2 separate regions of the Homo sapiens genome follow, and region 2 is linked to region 1. A link is an interaction called in ENCODE POLR2A ChIA-PET data of the cell type or tissue named here. Cell type or tissue: Panc1. All regions are shown on one strand.

Evidence for each region. Peaks named below come from ENCODE experiments on the same cell type or tissue, not always from the same donor. Only the 100,000 strongest peaks of a DNase experiment are listed, where the experiment ranks them.
Region 2: POLR2A ChIA-PET joins it to region 1 with 5 read pairs; 1 of 35 experiments calls an interaction of 5 or more read pairs at or near these places.

Annotation. Positions count from the first base shown.
Region 1 is chr3:177,384,145-177,392,144 of GRCh38, reverse strand. No RefSeq gene overlaps it. Among named protein-coding and RNA genes, the nearest start is that of LINC00578, 54 kb to the left of the region's middle. In Panc1, no CTCF peak of the experiment used is centred here; no DNase peak of the experiment used is centred here; H3K27ac peaks cover 577 bases.
Region 2 is chr3:178,385,243-178,393,242 of GRCh38, reverse strand. LOC105374235 (a long non-coding RNA gene) reads left to right here and starts at 7,950. Exons shown (of 11, transcript NR_188692.1): 1 at 7,950-8,000. In Panc1, CTCF peaks have their summits at 7,491 and 7,701 (motif pointing right); a DNase peak (open chromatin) is centred at 7,692; H3K27ac peaks cover 2,921 bases.

The DNA of each region.
Region 1 (8,000 bases):
AACTATCTCTCAGACCACAGTGCAATCAAACTAGAACTCAGGATTAAGAATCTCACTCAAAGCCGCTCAACTACATGGAAACTGAACAACCTGCTCCTGAATGACTACTGGGTACATAACGAAATGAAGGCAGAAATAAAGATGTTCTTTGAAACCAACGAGAACAAAGACACAACATACCAGAATCTCTGGGACGCATTCAAAGCAGTGTGTAGAGGGAAATTTATAGCACTAAATGCCCACAAGAGAAAGCAGGAAAGATCCAAAATTGACACCCTAACATCACAATTAAAAGAACTAGAGAAGCAAGAGCAAACACATTCAAAAGCTAGCAGAAGGCAAGAAATAACTAAAATCAGAGCAGAACTGATGGAAATAGAGACACAAAAAACCCTTCAAAAAATCAATGAATCCAGGAGCTGGTTTTTTGAAAGGATCAACAAAATTGATAGACCGCTAGCAAGACTAATAAAGAAAAAAAGAGAGAAGAATCAAATAGACACAATAAAAAATGATAAAGGGGATATCACCACCAATCCCACAGAAATACAAACTACCATCAGAGAATACTACAAACACCTCTACGCAAATAAACTAGAAAATCTAGAAGAAATGGATACATTCCTCGACACATACACTCTCCCAAGACTAAACCAGGAAGAAGTTGAATCTCTGAATAGACCAATAACAGGAGCTGAAATTGTGGCAATAATCAATAGTTTACCAACCAAAAAGAGTCCAGGACCAGATGGATTCACAGCCGAATTCTACCAGAGGTACAAGGAGGAACTGGTACCATTCCTTCTGAAACTATTCCAATCAATAGAAAAAGAGGGAATCCTCCCTAACTCATTTTATGAGGCCAGCATCATTCTGATACCAAAGCCGGGCAGAGACACAACCAAAAAAGAGAATTTTAGACCAATATCCTTGATGAACATTGATGCAAAAATCCTCAATAAAATACTGGCAAACCGAATCCAGCAGCACATCAAAAAGCTTATCCACCATGATCAAGTGGGCTTCATCCCTGGGATGCAAGGCTGGTTCAATATACGCAAATCAATAAATGTAATCCAGCATATAAACAGAGCCAAAGACAAAAACCACATGATTATCTCAATAGATGCAGAAAAAGCCTTTGACAAAATTCAACAACCCTTCATGCTAAAAACTCTCAATAAATTAGGTATTGATGGGACGTATTTCAAAATAATAAGAGCTATGTATGACAAACCCACAGCCAATATCATACTGAATGGGCAAAAACTGGAAGCATTCCCTTTGAAAACTGGCACAAGACAGGGATGCCCTCTCTCACCACTCCTATTCAACATAGTGTTGGAAGTTCTGGCCAGGGCAATTAGGCAGGAGAAGGAAATAAAGGGCATTCAATTAGGAAAAGAGGAAGTCAAATTGTCCCTGTTTGCAGACGACATGATTGTATATCTAGAAAACCCCATCGTCTCAGCCCAAAATCTCCTTAAGCTGATAAGCAACTTCAGCAAAGTCTCAGGATACAAAATCAACGTACAAAAATCACAAGCATTCTTATACACCAACAACATACAAACAGAGAGCCAAATCATGAGTGAACTCCCATTCACAATTGCTTCAAAGAGAATAAAATACCTAGGAATCCAACTTACAAGGGATGTGAAGGACCTCTTCAAGGAGAACTACAAACCACTGCTCAAGGAAATAAAAGAGGATACAAACAAATGGAAGAACATTCCATGCTCATGGGTAGGAAGAATCAATATCGTGAAAATGGCCATACTGCCCAAGGTAATTTACAGATTCAATGCCATCCCCATCAAGCTACCAATGACTTTCTTCACAGAATTGGAAAAAACTACTTTAAAGTTCATATGGAACCAAAAAAGAGCCCGCATCGCCAAGTCAATCCTAAGCCAAAAGAACAAAGCTGGAGGCATCACACTACCTGACTTCAAACTATACTACAAGGCTACAGTAACCAAAACAGCATGGTACTGGTACCAAAACAGAGATATAGATCAATGGAACAGAACAGAGCCCTCAGAAATAACGCCACATATCTACAACTATCTGATCTTTGACAAACCTGAGAAAAACAAGCAATGGGGAAAGGATTCCCTATTTAATAAATGGTGCTGGGAAAACTGGCTAGCCATATGTAGAAAGCTGAAACTGGATCCCTTCCTTACACCTTATACAAAAATCAATTCAAGATGGATTAAAGATTTAAACATTAGACCTGAAACCATAAAAACCCTAGAAGATAACCTAGGCATTACCATTCAGGACATAGGCATGGGCAAGGACTTTATGTCCAAAACACCAAAAGCAATGGCAACAAAAGCCAAAATTGACAAATGGGATCTAATTCAACTAAAGAGCTTCTGCACAGCAAAAGAAACTACCATCAGAGTGAACAGGCAACCTACAAAATGGGAGAAAATTTTCGCAACCTACTCATCTGACAAAGGGCTAATATCCAGAATCTACAATGAACTCAAACAAATTTACAAGAAAAAAACAAACAACCCCATCAAAAAGTGGGCAAAGGACATGAACAGACACTTCTCAAAAGAAGACATTTATGCAGCCAAAAAACACATGAAAAAATGCTCATCATCACTGGCCATCAGAGAAATGCAAATCAAAACCACTATGAGATATCATCTCACACCATTTAGAATGGCAATCATTAAAAAGTCAGGAAACAACAGGTGCTGGAGAGGATGTGGAGAAATAGGAACACTTTTACACTGTTGGTGGGACTGTAAACTAGTTCAACCATTGTGGAAGTCAGTGTGGCGATTCCTCAGGGATCTAGAACTAGAAATACCATTTGACCCAGCCATCCCATTACTGGGTATATACCCAAATGACTATAAATCATGCTGCTATAAAGACACATGCACACGTATGTTTATTGCGGCATTATTCACAATAGCAAAGACTTGGAACCAACCCAAATGTCCAACAATGATAGACTGGATTAAGAAAATGTGGCACATATACGCCATGGAATACTATGCAGCCATAAAAAATGATGAGTTCACGTCCTTTGTAGGGACATGGATGAAATTGGAAATCATCATTCTCAGTAAACTATCGCAAGAACAAAAAACCAAACACCGCATATTCTCACTCATAGGTGGGAATTTAACAATGAGATCACATGGACACAGGAAGGGGAATATCACACTCTGGGGTCTGTGGTGGGGTGGGGGCAGGGGGGAGGGATAGCATTGGGAGATATACCTAATGCTAGATGACGAGTTAGTGGGTGCAGCGCACCAGCATGGCACATGTATACATATGTAACTAACCTGCACAATGTGCACATGTACCCTAAAACTTAAAGTATAATAAAAAAAAAAAAAGAAAAAGAAAAAAAAAGAAACGCAAAGAATCAAATAGATAATGACAGAGTAAGATGCTGGCATCCTTACATATGGAACTCAGTGTTAACTCGGTGGAATAAACAGCTTCAGAGACAGGCAGACTAAATTTTATTTCCTGTTCCACTACTTACTAGCTCAGTGATATTGGGCTTGCTACTTAATACCTCTGGGCAGCTTTATAAATGAAGGGGCCAGTGAAATAATACCAAGCTAAGTAGATTATAGTAAGGTTAAATTAGATAATATACATGAAGTGTGCAGGAGCTCAGTTAGTCATACCTCTTAAAATTTTGAGCAACTTTAAAGGAGAAGAACTTTCTGCTTTACCTAGAACTGCTGGTATACAGTAATTCATGTACTGAGTAAGCTTCATGAACTGCTACTAAGAGCCAGGCTGACATAATCACTGGCGTATATGATGGATGAGGGACAAGGAGCCAGCCTTTGATGGCATGGAATTCATAGTCTCACAGTCTAGCAGAAAGGGACAAGCAGATTAACTAATAAATATGGTCCATGGGATTAGTCTATGATAGATGTACTACAGACAGAAATTTACAACAGAGGTTGATTAATGTCTGATTGATGTGTTCAGGTAGGACTTCAAAGAGAAGTTAAAGTATGAGCTGCTTCTTAAAGCATGAATAAGAGTTCCCAGACGAGGCAGAAAGTGAGTGTCTCTAAATTATTTCATCATGAACAACTGATGGGAGCCCCTACTTTAACAAAATGCTGTGCACATGGTAGATACTCAATGAATATTGAGTATGAATACCAATATGCTCGCCACATAGACAACATAAAGGTACATAGACAACATAAGGGTACACAGGTGAGGCCAGGCACAGTGGCTCACACATGTAATCCCAGTGCTTTGTGAGGCTGAGGTGTGAGGATTGCTTGAGACCAGGAGTTCAAGGCTGTAGTGAGCTATGCTCATGCCACTGCACTCCAATCTGGACAACAGAGCAAGACTCTGTCTATAAAAAAAGAAAGAGGTAGATAAGTAGTGGGTACTAGTTTCACAAATCTCAACTACTGGTGTGCAAAAAAAAAAATCTTTTTTTCCCCAAAAAAACCCATCTTTGTGTCTTTGTCAAGCCCCTATTTTTTGAGGCAGGAAATTTGATCTACTCACTTCCAGCTCATCACATCCAATTAATGCATTCATTTTCTTCCTCAGTCAATTAGGATTTCTGTATTCTACCTCTTCCCCAACGCTTTGCAAGGATCCTCTTTCTTACCTGTAAAATGGGGCCGATTATACCCACATTGGTGTTTTAAAGATGTTTGTAAATCTCCTACTACCAGGAACAGAGTATGCACTCCATAGATGAGAACAGATGCTATTGCCCTTCTTCGCCTTGATGTAAGTCAAGGATACTCCTAGCACCCTCTAGTACCATTTTTTAAAAGTCACCTTTTTGGCCGGGCACGGTGGCTTACACCTGTAACCCCAGCACTTTGGGAGGCTGAGGCAGGTGGATCACGAGGCCAAGAGATTGAGACCATCCTGGCCAACCAACATGGTAAAACCCCATCTCTACTAAAAACACAAAAATTAGCTGGGCATGGTGGCGCACGCCTGTAGTCCCATCTACTCGGGAGGCTGAGGCAGGAGAATCACCTGAACCCGGGAGGCAGAGGTTGCAGGGAGCCGAGATTGCGCCACTGCACTCCAGCCTGGGTGACAGAGTGAGACTCCGTCTAAAAAAAAAAAAAAAAAAAAGTCACCTTTTTATGCAAGGAAAACAAGTTGTAATGGGCTATAGAATGGCATATAGAAAGTACAGTTTTCCTCCTACCCCGATAACTGGATGTCCAAACCCTACAATTGCACTACATTTTCTCAGCCAGAGTTTCATTTACTATGCTGCTTGGAAAAGAGCTAAGCTACAGTCAACTTAAGTAAAAGTCTGTCTTTTAAAGTACACCCTAATGAAACAAATTTGCTTAACACTTCTCTGAATAATTATGAACTTTAAGTCAATAGAATTTCAACCTCAGAGATTTTATCTAATTATTTTATTTCATCCATTCAATATTTTTACAGAATACCGTGTAGTCGTGAAAGCTTTTGAAATTTCCTAATGAGTTACTTAAACTTTCTGGACTCAAGAAGTCCAATATTAACAGAAATAAATTAGTACAAGGTCATTGGCTGTAATTTTGGCCAAAGCCCCAAGATGATGGTATTAGAATAACCTTAAAATCTGGCAAAACAGTAGCATTCATAGATAACCCTAAGCTATATTAACAAACAGCTAAGTAAACTATTTGTTTACATCATAAAGGCTAAGGGAGTGAGGTTCATATAACTATTTTGCAAGTTTCACAGTCTTCAAGCAGCCCCACTATAAGATACTTAGTGTGTAACTAGGTGGCACAAGACCTAAATAGAGCCAATTAAATAATAACGATGATGGATGAAACTGTTGAGAAACAGAAAATGAGCCACAGCTGACAAATCCAGGAAACTCTTCTGCATTCACATTTTATGCAGTCACATGATGGTAAAGAGATGACTGTGGGGAATGACCAAAATAATATTAGATCTTTGGGATTTTCTCCAGGTGCCACAGAACTAAGGATCCACAGGCTCCAGGCATGAGAAATCTCAGGTTACATAAGTCTTTGTAGATTCATTGAGATTATGTTGAAACCAAACTTAAGGATGAGATCTTCCTTCATTTGCATGAGCTGTCCTGCCTCACTCTTCCTTGCTCAGATTTCTTTTTCTATGACTCAGAACTAAAAGGGAGGAAAAAATAAGGCCAGTGCCTAGCTCAGGAGCTGTGCCTGCTGAAGACCTAGTCCTTCCTGCCATTTCAACCCAACACCATAACAATAGGATCCTTTTACACTGGGCACAGTTCCTTGAGCCCTTCTCATGTGTTCTCATGCATTCAAGGGAGAACAAACACTAAGTTCTACATAAACCAACTTACTGAAGTCTAGTAACTTGAGTCCTTAGGAAACCATACAATATCTTTTGCAACCGCCATGTGTTTTCAAGGATGTGCAGTAAGAAACAGCTAGTTCTTTTTTTCTCTTTCTCCTAGACTTATGAAGAGGAAGAATTTTAAAACAGAAAATAAGGGTGAAAGGTAAGGTCTACTCTATGACCCCTTTACATATAACACCCTTTAACTATGAGAAGTAAAAGTACCTGCCTTCATTTGCTCTTGCCTTTAAACTTATTACCAGGTTACCTGAAAAATTACTTCTGGATAAAATAACCATTTTGACGTGGAATTTGAGTTACAATTATGTCATTCATGAACACATATACACACTCGAACATAATCTCTTCTGTGGTAACAAGCTGTGAAAAAAGTGAGAAGGCTAAAATCTCAACCTAAATATGAATCATTTTAGCACTACAATTATTTGCAAGCACTGAACATGTAATACCCAGATACTCCTGTAATTAAAAGGTGATTCTGAAAAAGTCATTGGTACCATACATATCTGTTATTCTGTATTCCAAGTATTAAATTTTTTATTCAATGTTGACTTAATGTTATTACTTTCTAAATCTCTACACCTGCCTCCTATTGATTTAAGGGAATCATTTGCTGTAATTCAGACCCAAAGCACCCTGAAACCAAAAAGAAGTGCTGATTGATGTCAGACTGAAGCCAATTCTTGGATGTTGTACTTTAAAACAGTTTCAGAATCTAATCTAACTTTTTTCTGACCTAAAGAAATAGCAAGGAATAATGAGAATTTTTTAAGGAAAATACTGTACAGCATTCTCATAAATATTTGTATCTTCTCAATATCAAGAGTATGAATTTTGGCTATAAGATATTCAAATTCAAGCAAACATTAGCATGACAGAAAGAAATTACTTCAGACATTTCCACATTACGCTGCAAAAATTGTTTGTTAAATTAGATGGGTGAAAGTTGAAAATAATTTTTTTCGTTGAAACAAGATTTTAAAATGTCACTTCGTCCCCTCGGGCATCCCTTCAGAAGTTAATTTATTCTATAATGTTGCTGAACTATTCGACATTTTAAAAGTATTAGCTAATGGCACTATATCTATCATTGAAATAGTATAGTAGCTACACAGTATTATCCAATCTCATGACATAACTAGGCATAGAAAGTTCCACTGCAGATAGGACAAAATAGACTACAAATAATACCGAAAATCATCTTTATTTCTAGGAGGCATGGTGGGTGACATTCTTTTTTGGACTTTCGCATTTTTATTTTCTCATAATGACAACTTGGCTGAGTATTAAAATGTTGGCTCCTCCAGGCATGGTGGTGCACACCTGTAGTCCTAGCTATTCAGGAAGCTAAGGTGGGAGGATCACCTGAGCATGGAATTTGAGGCTTCAGAGAGCCAAGATTGTGACACTGCACTTCAGCCTAGGTAACAGTGAGACCTTATCTCAAAACAAAACAAATTAAAAAAAAAATGTTGACTAACTGTACCCCCTCAAATCCCAAAGATATTATTCTATTGAGTTTTTTTATTATTTTTTACCACTGACCTATTGGAAATCCAAGGCAGTTTGCATTTTAATCCTTTGTAGGCAAAATATTGTTATTGTGGTTGTTTAGTGGGGCAGGGATGAGAGCTAGATGA
Region 2 (8,000 bases), 1.0 Mb before region 1:
AAATCTACCACAGCATATTTTGGATTGATGTACACTGATATCAGCTATCATATATCAATCAATGAAGAAATACCAGTGGAGAAGTATTTTATGTAAAATAAACCACAAGTATTGCTAATCTGAGTACTGACACATTTTTTACTAACCCTGGGCATCAGCAGATCTGAAGAGTAGGATCTCTTGATAATTAAGGGACATCTCAGTTTTACTTGCTTTTGGGGATTGAACCCTGATTAGCAGTATTGGAAAATTAAAGTGGAGTTGATTATCCAAATAAAGTGAAAGAAGTGAAACAGAACGTATTTAAGGATGTTTAAACACATTAGTAATAATTGTCTTGTGCATGACTAGTTTTTTTTGCCAATTTGAGTAATGTTAACTGAATCATTGGTTTGATCTTTCTCAGAAAACCATGAAAAGAAACTGAAAAATTAGTTGGCAAATCACACACACACACACAACGTGATTTGTTTTGAAATGAATTCCTAACCTAGATTACCAGCCTAATTCCTGTTTTTGTGCCAAGGGTGGAACTTGAGCATATGACATCTTAGCTATGTATGGCTGGCTAAGGCAAAAACACTGACTTAGGTTGGCAAATCCCATGGCTGTTGCTACAGCAACAACATGAACAATCTGAGTTCCTTCATGTACATTGTCTCTCTTACTGGTATTTTAACTGAGGCCACTTAATTGAGCCTTAGCAGTGTTTGTATACACAGCAATTACTTTTTAAAAATCTAAATAGCTGTTTCAAAGTGAAGCAGAAACATTAATAATTCTTGGACCCCTCCAGGGGATACTTCTGGACTTTAAATTTAGAGCTTAGAGAGTTCCTGAGAATGATTCAAAATATGTTTGTTTCCTTTTAAAAAAAATTCCATATCCAAGCAACATTCAGTAAGGGTTGGCACAAATAATGTGACACTTGAATAACAGCAGTTAAATATCTAAGTCAAAGATGTTTGCTATAATTCTAATTTTAAAGATAACATTTATTGACTTTTTCTAGTTATAAAGATAACACTTTTCTGTACATAACTTAAAATTCTTATCATTTCATCCTAAAAAGAGTTAACAGTTTGTGTAAAACTTTATTTTTTATAGAAAATATATATGTTTAAGTTGGATTCATATAACATATGATCATATATTTGTTTATATATGTTTAAATTATATATGCTTAGACTTATGTGATATACAATTTTATAATCTGATTGTTAAATTTAACTGTATGACAAACTTATCTTGTCATCATATTTTCTGTAAAATGTTATTTTAACAGGTGCATAATGTAGCAAAATATGTATACACTGACATATTAATAGACATGTAAGTTCTTTGGAACTTTTCACTGTGTTATGTGGACATTGTTGTATATAAAATTTTAATACACATCTGATTATTTTATTAGAATAACTGTTTAAAATGAAAATATGGGCAAATATTTTACAACTTTAAAGCCCTTGTATCATAATATCAAATTACCCTTCAGAATGATGGTAAAGGTATGAGAGCATCCATTTCACTGAATATTTGCCAGTACTGAGAATTGTGCATTTAATTATCTTTCCCAGCTTTATAGGTGAAAGAAATGCTATTTTATGTTCTTTTTAGTATTACTTACCATTTTGCATTACTGGCAAGTTGGACATTAAAAAATGTTTATTGGTCATTCGTGTATGTTTTTCTTTAGTATATTTATTGCCACCTCATGTACTTTACTTTCCGTTATACTGGGTGGTTTACATTTTTCTAACTATTAGTGAGACCTCTTTCAACATAAAGGTTGTTAGCCCTTTGTCTGCCATACGTGTTTCAAAAATTTTCTATTTATAATTTGTCTATTAATTTTCTGACACAACAAAAATTTTACTATGTACATAGTCAAATCCATCATACTTTTTCTCCCTGGTTTTTAATTTTGATTTTATGCCTAAAAAGGTCTTACAGCTTCAAGTTCAGTTAGATGTTTACCTATATCTATCTATACATCTATGTCTTAAATTAGCATTTTTATTCATACACTGTGCAGACTGATGGAGTACATGTGATATTTTGATACAAGCATACAACATATAATGATCAAATCAGGGTAATTGAGATATCCATCACCTTAAACATTTATCATTTATTTGTGTTGGGAACATTCCAAATCTTCTAGCTATTTTGAAATGTATAATAAATTATTGTTAAGTGTAGTCATCCTACTGTGCTAATGAACACCAGAACTTATTTCTTCTATCTAACTGTATTTTTATACCCATTAACTAACCTGTCTACACTCCCTACCCCCGACACATACACACTTTCAAGCCTCTGGTAACCACCATTCTACTTTCTACCTCCAAGAGATCAGCTCTTTTTAGCTCCCGCATATGAGTAAGAACAAGTGATACTTGTCTTACTGTGCCTGGCTTATTTCACTTAACATAATGTCCTCCAGTTTCATGCATGTTGCTGCAAATGACAGGATTTCAGGCTTTTTTCAATAGCTGATATTCCATTGTGTATATGTACCATATTTTCTTCATCCACTCGTCCATTGATAGACACATCGATTCCATATCTTGGCTATTGTGAATAAGACTGCAATAAACATGGGGTATTTACTTTTGCTTCTTTTATGGTTTCATTTTCTTACACTTAACCCTTCAATTCATTTAGAATATATTTGGAATGTGATACTAATCTAATTTAACCTTTTCCAAATATCTCATTTACTATATAGATTTTATTATATACCAGATAGTTATATACATTAGGTCCTTTTGCTGTGCGTTCTGTTTGTGGTCTGTCATGTAGAAATATTGAAGTCTTTTACTATTTTAGAGTATACTTGGACATTTAGACAGTGGGATAGACAAACTTTCCCTTTATGATTATTCTCTTTATAAAAATGTCTTGAATATTTTCACCTGTTTGTTCTTCCATGTTAAATCTAAAAATAATTTTATAAGGTACAGAAGTTATATAGCTTGTCAAAAGGATGAGTAAGCTTTTGGTGCACTCTTACATATTTAACGGACTTTGAGAAATATTGATAAGTAAATAACAAATGTGAAAACTATGTATAGTAAACTACCTTTGGTGTTAAAAATGAATAAAATTGCTTGACTATGCAAAGGATTTCATTGGAAGGATACATAACAAACAGTGGTTTTGAGTTAGAGGATAGCAGTGGTGGAAGATTTACATGTAACCAAATATTCTTTGGCATTTTTGAATTTTGTAATGTTCATGTTAAATATGACAAATTAAACATTTTCAAAGATAAAATAAAAACCCTGAATGAAGATATAAAACTACCTCGATGTTTACAGATTGAAAGTCGTGAGGATAAAGCACTTGCTCCAAATCATACACGGCTAGTAAATGGTCAGCCAGGACCCCCTCAACTACCCAGGATTTCTTCTTCCAGGCTTCATTGAAGGAGGGAAGAAAACAAAGGATTCACAAGCAAATTTAGCCCAGGAAGCACATTCTTTACTGCTTGTTAGTGTTTGGCTTAAGTCACCTTGAGCATAAGATTTTTAGTCTGAATATCATTCAGTTTCTGAATGTAGCTTGTAACTTTCAAAAATAGTTGAGGATAGGAAACTAGTTTGGGGAGATAAGTTGTGAAAAGTCCAGTGTAAAGAAGGTAAATAGCTGAGAAACTAGAGAGACTCAATAAAACCTATATAATATTTGGTAAAAATAAAAAAGTATATATGTAATGACCAGAGCTATTGTTATGAGATAATGTTTATGTACTAGTTAATGCTGACACATAAGAATGTCACATTCCTGCACAAACAGGTGACCACATTCCAGCTGGGCACCATGTAGGTAGAGTGACAACAAAGGACTTTAAAACGTTTTCTGTATTAATTGCAGAGGAGAGAATGGAGTCCACTGTGCAGAACACTGAGAAGCCAAGTGTCTCACTCAGAGTAGAGACATAGGGCTAATAATTTACCAATAACATCTGGAAGGAAAGCAATGCTTTTCATGGCAATAGACTTCATTACTTTGAAATATATTTGTTGGTTTTTGAAGTTAGATAGAACTGAGTTATACCTCAGCCCAAAACTTACTAGCTGTGTGCAAAGGGACTTGTTCTTTGATAATGTAGAGGCAAAGCAACATTGATTAGCCTTAATTTTTTTCATCTGTCAAATATATATTGTAATACCACGAACATTCATTTATTAATTCAACGAGCTACACAGTAGACAGTGTTCCAGGCATGGGTGGTTCCATAGTGTATAAGAAAAAAATGTCCCTGCATTCATGAAACTTATCTTCTACTAGGGGATAACTAAGTGAAATAAACACAATGCTGTGTTTACTAGAACACTTAGTACGGTAAACCCTGAATGAATGATATTACTTATATTATAGTCATAAGAGTATATATATATATATATATATATATGCTAACATTATTTATTATTTTCATTATTTCAATGAGTAGCTAAACAAAGTTCTAGTCTGAGTTTTAAAGGTCTTGGCACAAACTCTAACGGAGCAATAGCAACATAGCACCCACCAAAGGGGAACCAGACAAAAGCGGAACTCAGTCCTTTAACTCCATTGGCAAAGGAGTTCCCTCAGTCCTTAGCAAAGAGGTATTCAGTCTCAGAAGCAACCTAACAGTCTTTCTTAGTTGTGTCCTATATGTTGTAAGCCACATCTGATTCTCATTATAGTGCAGGTTTCAGTTCTTTACAGTAAAACCTTCTACCATTTTTACAAAATATTGAGTCCCAGTCCCTTTTAATATGGTTCTGTATGGATACCTAGATCAGGAGAACACAAGTCTGTGTACTGAGTGGAAAATGAAAGGACCATTCTTTGTTAATGAGGGTACATATTTCCCCTGTAGTTAGAAAATTTCAATTTGATGGGCTTAAGAAAATGTGCCTCTTTCAAAAGAAATTATGACCTTCCTCTGACCTTTATTATTCATTTAACATTTATTGAGCAAGTCTTTCATATCGCTCAGAAAAGAATAAGGAAATGGTGAGGCAGTAGATGGAGTCTATTCTGAATCTCAAAAGCCTTTTGATTTCATCCCTCAAGGGTTTGTGAGGAGACATTGATAGTCCAGCGGTGAAGTACAAAGCACAGGACTTTATCACAGAAGATTAAATCACTGAAAACTATGCTGGGAATCTACTGAGTTCTCTTTTTGAATGAGAAAAATGGTATTTTTAAGGGCAAAGTAGAGAAGGGTAAATTTGCTTGTATTAATTATACAATTAGGACATCAATATTAAATAGTCCAAGTGCACTTAAGATAATAGTGGCGTTCACAGAAATGAAGTGACGAGATTTCAGAAGTTTGGATTACCAGGCCACAAAAGCAATAGCAACCCCCTTTCTTTTCTTTTTTAGCAAAAAGCTTTTGACCATTCATTTCCATTTAAGAGACTCAAACATATGGCATTACCCATTGCTCGGCAGGCATTTTCTTAATTGGAAAACACGTGTGCCTTTCTTTCGGATTCGTCAGGATACTCTGGAGAAAATGTTTTACCATCCGTGGATGTTCACTTCTCTTTCTCTTCATCTGCATCAGAAATTCTGTGTTAACAAACCCAGTTTCATTTGTGAAAGAGCAATTATGATTCTTAGCTTGGTTAAATATTTGTGCCAAAGGTGAGAAAGGGAAAACTTCCTAGAATTCAAAAAGAATGCTTTTCAAGTTTTCACCATATCCATTTCAAAGGAAAATTGTATGAAAAAGGTAATTGAGAGACTCTCATATTTATAAATGGTTCCTTGGAAATAAACAGGTCTTTTCAAAGAGGCGGAAATGGCCTTCCACTCCCTCTCTTGCCATCTAGAAATGGATTCAAAAGGAGATTCTTTATCGCAGCCAAGTGTTTAGGGGTTTAAGGGAGAGACACTACTCAGAAAGGTTTCTGGCTGTCCAACAGCCCTTTTCTTTAGTCTCCCAGCAGACTCTGGGGGAGGATGTGAGTAGGATGATCCAGCTGGGACATCTTGGATGGCAGTAACCTAGTATGTACTTGAACACTTCTCCCTAACCTCATTACCATTGCACTCCAGGAGGATTGCATACTAGGGAGCAGATGCTGTAACTCTTCTCTTCTAATGTGACCACAGGAAAGTTTGCTTTGAAGGGACTTTTTGAAGTACAAAGTATGAAGGTGAAAGATTAAAGGTCTTATAACACAAAGAAGATCTATCACATCTCCTGCCACCCCAGAACTGACAATATTTGCTCAAGTTCAGTGTTTTTGTGATCGATGTGTGGGTCATTTTTATTTCCAGTGGCTGTCAGCCTAAGACTACAGGACTTGCCAGTCCTAGTAATGCAAATTTGCATTGTATCTCCATTTTAAGGGGCCCAAAACACATTGCCGTATTTCTCTGCCTGTTTTCTTATCCTCTCATTAGATAATGCATGTCTATTTGTTGCAACACAATTCTAGGCAATGGTGGATAGAAAGTAATTACAGTAGTCTGAAGAGATTGCTTAAAGAGACTGGCCATAGTGAAACCAGTGTCTAAGGTTTCCATCTGCCTGTCTAGCCATCTCTGAAGGCTTTGGGCAGTGTGACAGAACATAGAATTTGGGGCCAGCCTACCTAGGTTTGAGTCTTAACTCTACCTGCTAGGGACTGTGTGGCTTTAAGCCAATATTTTTATGTCTCTGTGTTTCTGTTTCTTTTTCTGTGGAAACGGTGAAGAATAATAGCTACTTCTTAGAAGAGTTGGGAGGGTTAAATGAGCTCATACATGAACAGCACTTAAAACAGTACCTGACACGTAGTAAGTGGTATGACAGAGTTTGCTATCGGCCGGGCATAGTGGCTCACGCCTGTAATCTCAGCACTTTGGGAGGCCGAGGCAGGCGGGGATCACAAGGTCAAGAGATGGAGACCATCCTGGCAAACATGGGGAAACCCCGTCTCTACTAAAAATACAAAAATTAAACGGGCATGGTGGGGTCGCCTGTAGTCTCAGCTACTCCGGAGGCTGAGGCAGGAGAATCACTTGAACAAGGGAGGCGGAGCTTGCAGTGAGCCGAGATCGCGCCACTGCACTCCAGCCTGGGCAGCAGCGCGAGACTCCATCTCAAAAATAAATAAATAAATAAATAAATAAATAAATAAATAAATAAATAAATAAATAAATAAATAAAAGAGTTTCCAAGAGTTTCCTATCACTATTACTAGTTCAGGTTTTGTTTGTTTTTTACAGCCTGACCTTCAAATGTTTTATGCACTCCTTGAGGTTGTGTGCAAAATTTAGTGTGGCTGCTCAAATATAAAATTTCCTGGCCGAGTATTCATACTGTTTATCGAAGTCATCTATGAATTTTAAAAGTTTGGGAACTACTGTGCCAGGCTCTGCAGGTCTCCTAACACGAATAGATAGCTTCTATCATTAGTAAAACTCAGTGAACCATTATGAGTTTTGATTCCTACAAACACGAATTAGATCTTCAAGTAAAATAGTCCTTAAGAATTTATTTATAACATACATGAAAGCTATAGGTGAGATATGTTCATTTTGTTTTCTACAGCTTTCTTTGAATCATTTTTTAAAAATACACAATTATCAACAGCAGCTACCTAGTGAGATCAATGGGCCAAATTAATCAAAGAGAGCGTACCACACTGAGCATCACAAAGATTTGAGAATTTCCCCCAGCTTTTGAGCTGGCCTGCATTAATGCAGTGACCCACTAGATGTCAATGTTTCCATGAGAATGAATAAAGACATTCTGTTGTTATCCTTGAAACAGGATTAATTGATTGCTATAAAAAGTTAGATGAAATAAAATGTTCTCCTTGCTCTTCAAACTAAGATAAGCTAATAACTTTGGACACAATTTCACTCCTCTGCATTCACCAAATGTCCAATTACATATCCTCCCTGCCTGGACCTTCAGAACAATATAAAACTGAATGAAGGCTATGAAAGAAGTCACAGGAGGATTTTTGCAGAGCTTCCATCCAGTTCAGAAACAAAGCAATTCA